Regions from separate parts of the Homo sapiens genome. Here region 1 is linked to region 2. The links are chromatin loops, found by intact Hi-C in ENCODE. Cell type or tissue: HCT116. All regions are shown on one strand. Links, peaks and the distances in the headings refer to the core of each region. The heading gives the core; the rest is flanking DNA.

Region 1 (5,993 bases), core at 1,840-4,339, 490 kb after region 2:
GGTAGACTGCACAGCACAGGGTGGACAGACAAACAGAAACTGAGGCGGGTAACGTTTACCCTGTGCCGGGTGGAGGCGCGGGCCCCCACTTCTTACCTCTCTTCCGTGGCATGGGCCGTCAGCTCATCCCTGACGCCCCCAGCCAGGCCCTCTTACCTCTGGGTCTGTAGCCGAGACAGTGTCACGCCTCGCGGGCCAGGAGCGCAGCGGCCCCGGACGTCTGGTCGCTGACCGCCAGGCGCCGCGAGCTCCCGGGGCGTGGGCAAGCGGAGTGGTAGCTAGTCTGGGAAATCTGGGTTCAGACCCTGGCCGCGCTCAGCCCCGCTGGCTCCCCGCGCCGCTTGCGCTCGCCAGGCTCTGTCCGATAGCACCGCGCTGGGCTCTGCTTGAGCGCTAGCTCCCCGGCCCTCAGCCGAGAGGCCGCTTTTATAGCCACTTTTACTGACTCCTCCCCCGAGGAGCCCCTGACGCCCGCGCGGCACCGAAGCTCCCTCCCTCGCCCCCCGATGAAACTTCCCTCCACGCGCCCCCGCCTTGCCCAAGTGGGGCGGGGGCCCTGTGCCCGGGCCGGACCGGGGCGGGCTCTGGCGGCGGCTCTGGGAGACGCAGACCTGAGCCCGCGGAGCCCGGGTGCGCAGAGTCCCGCCCGCAGCAGCCAGGTGAGGGCGCTGGAGGCCAGGACTCGGTGGAGCGGCCGCGGCGGACCGCGGAGAGCAAGTCCCCGGGCCTCCAAGGAGCCAGGGTCGCCCGTGCCCCGCTCGCGCCCCGGGGCGCCCTCCGAGGCAAAGAGGCAGTGGAGGACAGGAGAAAAGGTCTGCGCCTGCCACAGAATCGCCGCGAGTCGGGGTCCCAGGCTAAGTCTCAGGATCTCTTTTTAACTCAGCAGCAAAAGAGTAGCCCGAGAAAGAGATTTTGGTATTGGCCTAGCAGTTAATCCGAGAGGAAGATGCTTGGGTGTTCACTGAAAGGCACCTTGGTTTGAAACTGGATTCAGACATGCCAGTTACAACTGTGTACAGGATCTTAACCCCTCCCAGTCTCAGTTTCCTCATCAGGAAAATGGGTTCTGTGATGCTTCCTCACTAGAATGGTGAGGCTTAAATGAGATCAGGAAAGTCCAAGTTCTAAGCACATAATAGGTGCTTGGTAAGTTAGAAACATTCCCTGTGGGTAGGAGGGCTCTGTGCCTCTTTAACTGGACAGGCCAAAGTTCTGAAGGGTCAAAGCAAGAAGGTGCGGCTGGTCTAGACATTCCCTCGCGGGAGGAAACAGTACCAGTAGGAAAAGTTCATCACAACACATCCCTAGGGCATATGGAGTCTCCTCTCAACTCTGCCGCTAACCTACTGTGTGACCAGGGCCAGCTACTTCCCCTGTCTGAGCCTCAGGGTGGTTTTTTTGCAGGGAGGTGAGGAGTGTTTGTTTTTCTTGTTTTGTTTTAATCTGTAAAATGAGGGCGTTGATACCTGCTCTCTGCCTCTTCCACCTTTCAGAGTGTGACTCAGCCCCCTTTCCTGGTTAGCAGAGGCCTCCTAGAATATACATTTCTTTCTTCCTTCCTGCCAGTGTTCTCTGAGAACCAGCTCCTCAGGCAAGGTCTCCATTCTGTGTAGTACACACTAGCTCCGGGACTCTAGGTCTGGACTTTAAGGCCAGGCTGTGGTCGGCAGAAGCTGTGGAAGTCTGTGATCACATCTGGGCTGAAGCAGAAGCCTTTGTCACCTGGTTAAACTGGGAAGTCCTGCAATCCACCTCTAGGCCTCTTCCAGAAAGCGGAACTTGATCCTTACTGGGGGTGGTGGTCAGGATTCTCAGCCCTTCTTTGATTTATTGGGAAGTAATGAACTGGATCCAATGGCAAGCCCTCCTCCCCAACCTTTTCTTTCCAGCCGAATAAAATGGAGCCCCCCCGACCCAGGGCCCCTCTCCCCAGTCCTCACCATGATTCCTGTTTATGTTTTTCTTCCTTAAGGAGCTCCCAGAAACCAGACCCACAAAGAGTTGTGTGTTAGGGGTTTGGGGGTGCTGGGCATTTGGCCCAAATGGAGAAAGGTCGACCTTGAATCAGCCTGGCTTGGCACGACATGCAGGATTTTCCATCAACAGACAGTAGATTTGAGGCCTGAGTGGAGCCAGGTAGCTCTCTGGTGAGGGGCTGGCTCCACAGCCATCTGGGAGATGAAGTGGTAAAGGCAGGGTCCTGTCTAGGGATGGGCCCTGAGAAGTGCTTGGCTATGTTTTCTCAAAGCACTGAAATGCCCAGCACATTCCTCTGGTATCCAGTTTTCTTTATCACAGACCAATGCCCAGGGGAAAAGAGCAGTGCTGATGAATTACAAACAGGCTCCGAATGTCTAAAACCAGATTCTCCAGCCAGTTCTCCATTCAGCACTGCCATTCAGCACTCAGTGATGAACGGGGCGTGCCGCGTAATTCTTTATGGATAAATATAGCAACATGACACTGGTGGATTTACTGCCCACACTTTCGCAATCCATTGTCTTGCTCTTATAAATGCAGAGACAGGAAAGAGCTGGTCAAGAAAGGCTGTGTTAGTTTTCTGATTCTTGCCGAAATCTCCCAGCAGAGAGTCTCCAGAGAGAAGGGAAACGCCCATCAATGGTGTGACCTGCCACCCAGAAAGCCTGCCCTTCCTCCATTCTTTGCATTTGCCTCCAACCCACCTTCCTCAGGTGGGATGCAGCCCCCTCAGCTACATCCTTGTGCAGTAGATTGGCCTGCCTGCTCACTGTTGCCTCAAGCTGCCCAAGTCTGGCATCCTCAGTCTGCTGACAGGATGCCACATCTGTTCCCTAAAACAAGGGCCTCCACACTCCACCTGCTGATCAGCAAAGACAGCACCTGACCCTACAGCAGCCTGCCTTATTACAGTTTAAAAGGTTGGCCACACCTGTGGCTCCATACGCCAAGCCTCCAGACCCAGTTGTCCAGGAAAACCTGGAGTAGACGGGTGGAGGACAAGGAGAAAAGGGAAGCAGGATGTAGTTAGGGTAGTGTGTGAGTGGGCTGTGGGCCTCAAGGTTTCCAGCAGACCCACAAAAAATTAAAACTGAATTGGGCATCTCCACCCTTGGAGAAGCAGCTCACGAATAATGAGCATACTTAAGTCCCACCAACAGGGGTCGCCCTTAGACACTGGGCCTGAAGCTGGCATCAGAAAAGGGAAATTCCCAGGCCTGGATCCGGAGGCCAGATTTCCAGCTCTCAGAGCTGTTGATTCCTGTCTTGTTGGACACAGAAGAGGCTGCCCAGCTGAAGAGAGACATGTCCTCAGCTTTTCTGGTGAGTGAAGGCCTGTGCTGGAACTTATGACAGCAAATCCCAGCTCTGAAAGTGGATTTCTATATCTTCCTCTTCAAACTCACCGTCACTCTAGAGAAAGAACTCTTCTTTCCTGTGTTTTATTTATGTCTAAAACATAGGTAAACGGTGTATGTATGATGTCTTCTTCTTATTTATTTCCTTTTGTTCTAATTGCAAAAAATCACACATGTTCCCTGTAAAAAAATCAACCAACCAACCAACCTTGAAAAACTTAAACAATGAACAAAGAGAAAAGAAATTACCTAACATCAAACATAATGTGTATACATTACAAAAGCTTGAAAAATACAGAAAAACACAAAGGAAAGAAAAAAAAATCACTTCCACTCAAAAATTATTTCTGTTAATTTCAGTATATAGCCAAGCATTTTTCCATGTATAAGTTACATATATAGTTTCACAAATAGATAAATGTATGTAAGTGTTCCATAAATCTTCAATAGCTAGCTCAAAATTATTCTCTTCCATCAGATTGCATGTTCTGAGAGGGCAAGGGCTGTGTCTCTCAAGTTTACCCATCTACCCTGTAGTAGCTCCTATAGTGGCCAACATGAAGTCCACGTGTAGTCCACCGTCAATGAATGAATACACGAATGAGCATTTCCTATAAAGATAACATACATGCGATGGAAAAGGAGACCCAAGTAGTTTACAAACATTTGAAAAGATGCTCAACTTAACACATAAATGAAGAAATACAAATTAATACTAGGCCGAAATACCTGTCAGGCTGGCAAAAATCCAAAAGTTTGACCCTACCTCTGCTGCGGAGGAGGCCAGTAAGGGTGGAGAATCAACCTTTGCATACATCACTGATGAAAACTTACGTTGGTACAACTTGGGAGGGCAGTTTGACAAGATTTATGAAAATATACATAATGTTTGACTCAGCAATTCCAGGAATTTATCTTACAGCTATAATGTGTGAAACAAATAGCACCAGGTTATACACTGTAGCCCTATTTTTAATAGTAAAACAACAACAACAACAACAAACTAGCCTAAGTGCCCAGTAGTAGGGCTAATTAAATAGTGTTGCATCTATATGATGGAGTATTATACAGCTGTTTAAAAGCTGAATAGAATTCTTTTTTTTGAGACGGAGTCTCACTCTGTCGCTGTGGCTGGAGTGTGGTGGTGCCAACTCAGCTCACTGCAACCTCCGCCTCCTGGGTTGAAGTGATTCTCCTGCCTCAGCCTCTGGAGTAGCTGGAACTGTAGTCGTGCGCCACCACACCCAGCTAATTTTTGTATTTTTAGTAGAGATGGGGTTTCACCGTGTTGGCCAGGCTGGTCTCGAACTCCTGACCTCAAGTGATCTGTCCACCTTGGCCTCCCAAAGTGCTGGGATTACAGGCGTGAGCCACTGTGCCTGGCCAGGAATAGGGTAAATTTTATATAGTAAAATAAAAAACTAAAGCATAGAGCAATGTATATATGATACATTTGCACACTACCACTTGTGCAAAAGGGAAGGGGCGGAAAAATACTCTGTATTTGCAATTATTTATGGATGCATAGGAAATTATCTAGAATGACACACAAGAAACAAATAATATGGTTTCCTGTTTGGCAATTGATAGTTCTGGTGAGGGCTGGGAAGATGGAAGAGGGGTGGGATGTCAACTTTTCCTTATGTGCTTTTTTGTAATTTTTTTCTCTTTGAACTAAGTGAATTATTACCTAGTCAAAAATTTAAAACCGGGTGTGGTGGCCAGAGCCTGTAGCCCCAGCTACTCAGGAAGCTGTGGCAGAAAAATCATTCAAGGTTGTGGTGTACTGTGATCAGGGCTGTAAATAGCCACTGCACTCCAGCCTGAGCAACACAGACCCTGTCTGTCTCTAAAAAAAAAAGGAAAACATAAATAATTTTTAAATGACAAAATTATATATAATAATAAGCCTGTTTTTTCAACTAATAATATATCAAACACATTTCCCTGCATTTTAAATCTCTTTCTAAAAATTTTTTAAAACTTTTATTCATTTTTTAGCATTTTTAATAAATTTGTTTATTTCTTTGTTTTTAAATTTTAATCTATTTATTTATTTATATATTTTGAAACCAGGCTATGAGACTGGCTAATTTTTGTATTTTTGGAAGAGACAGGGTTTCCCATGTTGCCCAGTCTGGTCTCGAAGTCCTGGGCTCAAGCAATCCACCTGCCTCCACCTCCCAGTGTGCTGGGATTACAGGCTGAGCCACCAGGCCCAGCCTTAAATTTCTTTCAATATTATTTTACAGTGTTATGCCATTTCCTAATATGGACATAATTTATATAATCACTCCCGTGTTACTGGTTTCAGCATTCTGAACACTCCCATGTGTGCATTTCAGGAAAATTTGGGCACTTCTCAAGAGTTCTTATTTCTTTTTGCATGGCTCATGCGAAGGTACGCTTCAAGACCTAACTCAAATGTCACTGTCTCTGGGAAACGTTTTCTGATCTCCCCAACCCTGCTTGTCTTCCATTGCCTCCCTACCTCCAGCTGTGAGCACTGGAGAATAGGGATGCATCTTCCCTATCTTTCTGTTCCCAGACTAGCACAATGACAACCTGAGTAGATGCTCAGTAGACACACAAATAAATAAACATTTCTTCACTATAATTCATACACTAATCCCAAGAAGAAACTCCTGGCTTAAA
Region 2 (5,993 bases), core at 1,387-3,886:
CAGCAGGGCATGGGCTCTGAGCTGCCTGTGTTCATATCCATCCTGTTGCTATGAATTAGATGACCTTCGGAAGGCCACTTAACTTCTCTCAGCCTGGCCTCTGTATCTGTCAAAGGTGGATATTAACAGTACTTAGCTCTTTGGGTTGTACTCCCTTGGCTGTATAGCTGTTTGTAAAACACATCGCCTCATGCCTGGAAGGCAGCGAACATGGAATGCATGTTTTCTTTATTACTAGCATTCCCTGGATAACGAGCTGCTCTTCTCTGGATCACCCTCTCTCTTGTTGGCTTGCAGTTGCCCACACCTGATGGGCCGCTCTCTCCAAAGTCACCCAGGAAATACCCAGGTCCTGTAAGCCACTCCCTGGCCTTCCCGTCCACTGTGGATCCCACTTTCTCTTCTTCTCTCCCAGAAACAACCTTCCTCTGATAACTCCCTCTCCTCCTCCTTTGGAGGGCTGTTATGAAGACAATGTGAAATCACGCATGGACATCCGTGGTGGTTAATTTTCTGTGTCCACTTGACTGGGCCACATGGGTGCCCATATATTTAGTCAACCATTATTCTGTGTGTGTCTATGAGGGTGCTTTGGAATGAGATGAGCATTGAAATCTGTAGCCAAAGCACATCACCTGCCCTGATGCAGGTGAGCCTCATCCAATCTGCTGAAGTCCTGAATAGAGAAAAGACAGACCTCCCCTGAGTTAGAAAGCATCCTTCGTGCGTGACTGCCTTTGAACTAGGACATCAGCCTTTTTCCTGTCTTTATATTCCAACTGAAAAATCAGCCCTTCCTGGGCTTGAGCCTGCTGGCCTTTGGATGGGAACCACACCATTGGCTCTCCTGGTTCTCAGGCCTTTAGACTCTAATTAGGTCTAAACCATAGGCTTCCCTGGGTCTCCAGCTTGTCAATTCATGCTAAAGATCTTGGAACCTGCCTACCTTCATAATCCCATAAACCAACCAATTCATTATGATCAGTCTCTCGCTCTCTCTGTGTGTGTGTGTGTGTGTGTGTGTGTCTGTGTATGTGTGTCTGCGTATGTGTATGTGTGTCTATCTATACATCTCTTATTGGTTCTGTCTCCAACTAACATAGTGTCTAATTGCCTCCTAAACTTTGAGGAGTTGAGTAGAGGGAATAACTGAGTCTCCCACTCCTGTCCCCAAAACACTGCCAATCTCCTGAAGCACTCCTTCCTGGTGGAATGTAACCCCTCAATTCTCTTCAGCACAGCCTCCCAGGCAGCTACTACTGGCTGATCTTTAGCCCATCCCTGCTGGCCAGGTAGGCCTCCTGTTCCCAAGGACCTGGATCCTAGTGCATGAGGCAGCAAAGACAGGAAGCAGCTTCCCCCAGGAAGTACCCGCTAGCCCAATCCTCAGGGACCCAGCGCTGGCTGCAGATATTGGAGGGCTCCAGTGTACTCCTGTATGACCCCAGATGTGCAGAAAACCAGGGACTGGGAAAGTTCTCAGCTCAGGGTGGCACCAGGGAAGCCACCTTCTTCTAACACTAGGACACCACACTCCCAGTTTGGGAATGAAAAACACATTGACTCAAGGAAAGGAAGGGAAGAGAGAGATGAAATTCACTGAGCATCTATTATGTACTATGCAGGGAAACATTGCTTGACCGTGGAGACCCTCCTTGGGAGAGTCAGTTGGTGAGATGAAATGCTAACATAAATGACACTCACAAGACAGGCTGGGTGAGCACTGTGAGAGGAGTGCAGTTGCTTCCTGATGGGCATTTGGGAAAATGTGAAGTCCACGCCTTTGGAGAGATCAGGAGCTTTCCCAGGCAAAAGAGAACCTTAGGAAGGTTTTTGAAGGCTGGGGCAGTTTCTAGAGATAGAGATCAGAGAAGGAGGGGTGAGATGCTACAGACAGAGGGCGCTGTGTGACCAAAAGTGGCAGCGTGCAGCACAGCGTGCTTTGGCTGGGGCTGAAAGGCAAGCTGGTGGGACGTGTGTAGGGTACACTGTGCTTTATATCTGCTTAGCTCTCTGCCTGCAAGCTGACACCTGTAGTGGGAAGGTCATGGACTGAGGAGCACACAGGGCAGTTTAAATTCTGGTCCTATAGGTTTTAAGATGCATAAACCCAGCTACTCACTTTGCCAAGCCTCAGTGTCCTACTATAAAATGGGACTAACAACATATTCCTTTCTAAGCTTGTTTTAAGAATTAGAGGCAATGTTGGTAAAGCAGGTCACTAGATTATAGGAGTGAAAAGCCTTTTCGCACAGGCTTCAGAGTCATAAAGATCAGACTTGAAGTCCCAGCTGTTTCTCCTCAACAGTGTGAATGTGCATAAATCCTTTAACTTGCCCAAGCTGTAGCTCCCTCTTCTACCTCTTAGGAGTATGTGCAGATGAAATAAAGCGATCCACGCAAAGCCATAGTTCAGGGTCCCCCCGCGTGCCGTGTTCTCTACATGTTAGCTCTTAATAGCACACACGTGGCAGCAGTTGCAAGTGCCTGGCACAAGGGGGCGCTCAATGGATGACCATTTCTAATGCGGTTCTCAGCCCAGAGATGGTTGTACCTTCTTGCAGCTACTAAGCGAGACCCTCTCCTCTGTAGTTCTGCGGACAAAAAAACTACTGGGAAGGCCTCTTCAGCCACTGTTAATGTTGGGCCCCTCCCTTCTCCCCGGGAGAAACTCTTCTCTGAGTTTCCCTCCTTCCATTCTTACCGCAGCCTTTCCTGCTGGACAGTCCAATTGTTGAGAGAGGGACTTCCTGTTACTGCAGAGAGAGTAAGGCTGCCTGTCCGTGGGCGCTGCAGATTTCTTGGTCATTGGAAAATCAATTTCTCTTGTGCAATAGGGATTAACACCTAAACCAGAAGAGGAAAAACAGCAAGAAATCATTTGTGCTCTCAAAATGCAAAGTTCAACTAAGAACAATATCAGCCCCTCATTAGCCAGGGGCCAGTGTGACTGTAAACCACTTAACACCCTGTGCCAGGTGCGTGGTGGGGAGAGGTGGCCGCGGAAGACATGAGCAGCATTGTCATGATCTCCACGCATGCTGTCTGTACTGCAGGGTGCAGATGGGACTCTCACTTCCATTTTACCTCCATTCAATGCAACAAGAGTTGACAGGCATTTCCTGCAAGTCAATCAGTGTGCTGAGCTCTCAGAAACCACAATGCTGCATCAGATCCAGGCCCCGGTGTTTTCAATCCCAACCAAGGAGAGAAAGGAGGAAAACACAAAGGTTTCCGAGGACAAGCACAAACAGGCGAGACCCAGTAGGAACAGGGGCAGGGGAGATCCTATCTGACTGGCTCTTACACAGGCACTCACACACAGGGATACACACACACGGAGACAACTCTTGATTCTTTGGATATCTGCAAAAATGCAAAGCGACAGGCTTCCTCTACTTTGTGGAAACCACAGACTTCCTTTCATCCAACCGGGAACTCTACCCTACCTCCCTACCCTACCACATCCAGCTGGGAAAACCTTCACAGATGATCTGATTTAACCTGTCATTGTCTACAACAGTGCTTCCCAAATGAAATATAATGCCAGCCACCTATGTAATTAAAAAATTTTCTAGTAGCCACATTTAAAAAGTGAAAAGAAACAGGAGAGATTAATTTTAATAATATATTTTATTTGGTCTGTTATATCTATTGTTCTTTCAACATATAAATAATATGTAAAATTATTAGTGAGATATTTTACATCCTTTTCTTCTTGCACTTAGTCTTTGAATCCAGTGGGTCTTTGATACTTTCTGCACATTCTGTTTGAATAAGTCACATTTCAAGTGCTCAAGACTACATGTGGCTAATGTGTTGGGCAGTTCCGTTCTAGAGGCCAGGAGAGGGGCAGGGTTTGCCTAGTATCCTGAGGGCCAAGTGAGGCTCGAGTGAATGGACAGGCTTTTGTGAAAAATTCCCCTAGAGGAAAAGGTAAGATTGGTGGTAGTTCAAAGGAAACACAGGATGGAGCAGGGTTGGGTTTGCTTTTATTTTCAGGATGGGAAAGACTTAAGCTTATTTATAGGCTGAAGAGAGGAAGCCACTGGCCAGGGTAGCTTGAGAAGAAAAGAGGAGTGGTATCTCTGAGGGTGTGAGATCCCTAAAAGGGGATGAGGAAAGGAACAAAGACAAGGTGAAGAAGGGAGAGGTTTTGGTCCATCGGGGCCCAGAGAGTGGCTGGGGAAACCTGCCCCTGCAAGAACAGCTGCTCCCAGCAGCTGCTTCAGCGCAAGTAGGTGGCCCTCTCTGAGTTACAGGGACCAACTGCTCCCAGATGGACCAGGAGGGAGAGGAAGCCAGAAGATTCAGAAAACCACACGCTGCAAAGAGAGGACACAGAATCAAGAAAGGGGGGTGAGAGGAGAGGCTAGACATCCTCTAGTGCTAACTCTGCCTGTGCATTATATTTATCCGGAGTGTTTAATAGAAAGGTAGATTTCAGTGCTCCACCCAACCTATTGATCCATATCTGCACGTTTCGGGTCTGGGGAAACCTGTATGTTTGTCAGCCTGTGCAGATGATGCAGGTGGCTCGTCATTTGTCCTTTGGGAACCCTGCTGGAGTTACTCCTTCCTCTATCAGTGAGGAAATGGAAGCCCAGAGGGTTCCGGATCAGTGAAGAAACAGTCTGAGGCATGACCTCAGCCTCCAGAATCCCAGTCTCCCTGCATTCTCTCCATCCACAGCAGTGCAAGGGTGACCTGTGACTTGAAGGTGGCCAGTGGTGCATGCTTTGGGTTCAGAGGGAATGAGGATGAACAAACAGGCTGCCAACTTGGAATGGTTCACAGAGCAGATCAACCTGACCTCAGAGCCACAGGAGAGCCCAGTGCAACTGCTCAGGCCACACCCAGCTCCACTTGTGTGGGGGTTCCAGTTCCCACTAGACATTCAGATCTGTGGGGACGCAGACCAGAGTCAGGACAGAGTGGGTTCTCCAAAACTCTCCCTGGTCTGGGGTCGATTTCTGTGCCCACTTCGGCCCACTGTTTCAGAACATTGCTTGTTGACGCACTCCAGCCAACTAGGAAATGTACCAAAATTATCATCTCCATTGGGGGAAGTTTAAACCAGTTAAGTGTAGAGTATTAAGTGAGTTAACTGAAAGCTGGTTATTACAACCCAATGCAAAAAAAAAAAAAACAAAAAAAAATAGTTTTTGAAAGGGGAGCTATATATTGTCATGATTATATACAAAAAAGCTATATTAGAGCTACATATTGTCATGAGTTTATAAAGTTATGTTGAATTACAAAATGGAAAAATCCATGGAAAAGGGATGAATAACACCAAGCTAACTTCTTCATCTTTCATGAGGGGGACAATTTGGAAAATGTTATGTCAGATATTAATTAATTGATTAAACTTAATTGGGTAATTAATTAAAACTTAAGGAAATCAGAAGTAGAGACAATAATTAAATAAACCTTTCACAATCATTATAGCAAGAGGCCAAGAACAAACAAATGGCAAGGAATCATCAAAATAAAAAGCATAAAAAGAGCTAAGTAAAAATAAATATGATCTATAACACTGATTTCAACTATCTGAGCTTCTTTTCTTTTTTTAAAATGGAGTTTCACTCTTGTTGCCCAGGCTAGAGTGCAGTGGCACAATCTCGGCTCACCACAACCTCTGCCTCCCAGGTTTAAGTGATTCTCCTGCCTCAGCCTCCTGAGTAGCTGGGATTACAGGCGTGTGCCACCACTCCCGGCTAATTTTGTATTTTTAGTAGAGACAGGGTTTCTCTATGTTGGTCAGGCTGGTCTCGAACTCCTGACCTCAGGTGATCCACCCACCTCGGCCTCCCAAAGTGCTGGGATTACAGGCGTGAGCCACTGCGCCCGGCCTTAAGCTTCTCTTCTTAAAAAAATTGCCAAATTTGCTTTCAGGGACCTAACTGCATATCGTTTGCATGAGATTAACAAAACAAACAAAAAACGCAAAATAAAAGGAACTGATTGTAAATAAGTGATGCTAGAATAAT

Evidence for each region. Hi-C counts contacts between places; a loop is a spot of excess contacts. Peaks named below come from ENCODE experiments on the same cell type or tissue, not always from the same donor. Only the 100,000 strongest peaks of a DNase experiment are listed, where the experiment ranks them.
Region 1: a loop joins it to region 2, with 7 times the contacts of the local background. A loop is called at or near these places in 8 of 110 quality-filtered maps.

Annotation. Positions count from the first base shown.
Region 1 is chr15:80,773,778-80,779,770 of GRCh38, reverse strand. CEMIP (cell migration inducing hyaluronidase 1) reads right to left here and starts at 401. Exons shown (of 30, transcript NM_001293298.2): 1 at 157-401. RefSeq lists a silencer at 500-779. In HCT116, for the core only: a CTCF peak has its summit at 3,141 (motif pointing right); a DNase peak (open chromatin) is centred at 3,140.
Region 2 is chr15:81,262,513-81,268,505 of GRCh38, reverse strand. It overlaps IL16 (interleukin 16), which reads right to left. Exons shown (of 19, transcript NM_172217.5): 4 at 2,705-2,847. Among named protein-coding and RNA genes, the nearest start is that of STARD5, 59 kb to the left of the region's middle. RefSeq lists an enhancer at 3,138-3,207. In HCT116, for the core only: CTCF peaks have their summits at 1,870 and 2,501 (motif pointing right); DNase peaks (open chromatin) are centred at 1,925 and 2,505; H3K4me3 peaks cover 1,035 bases.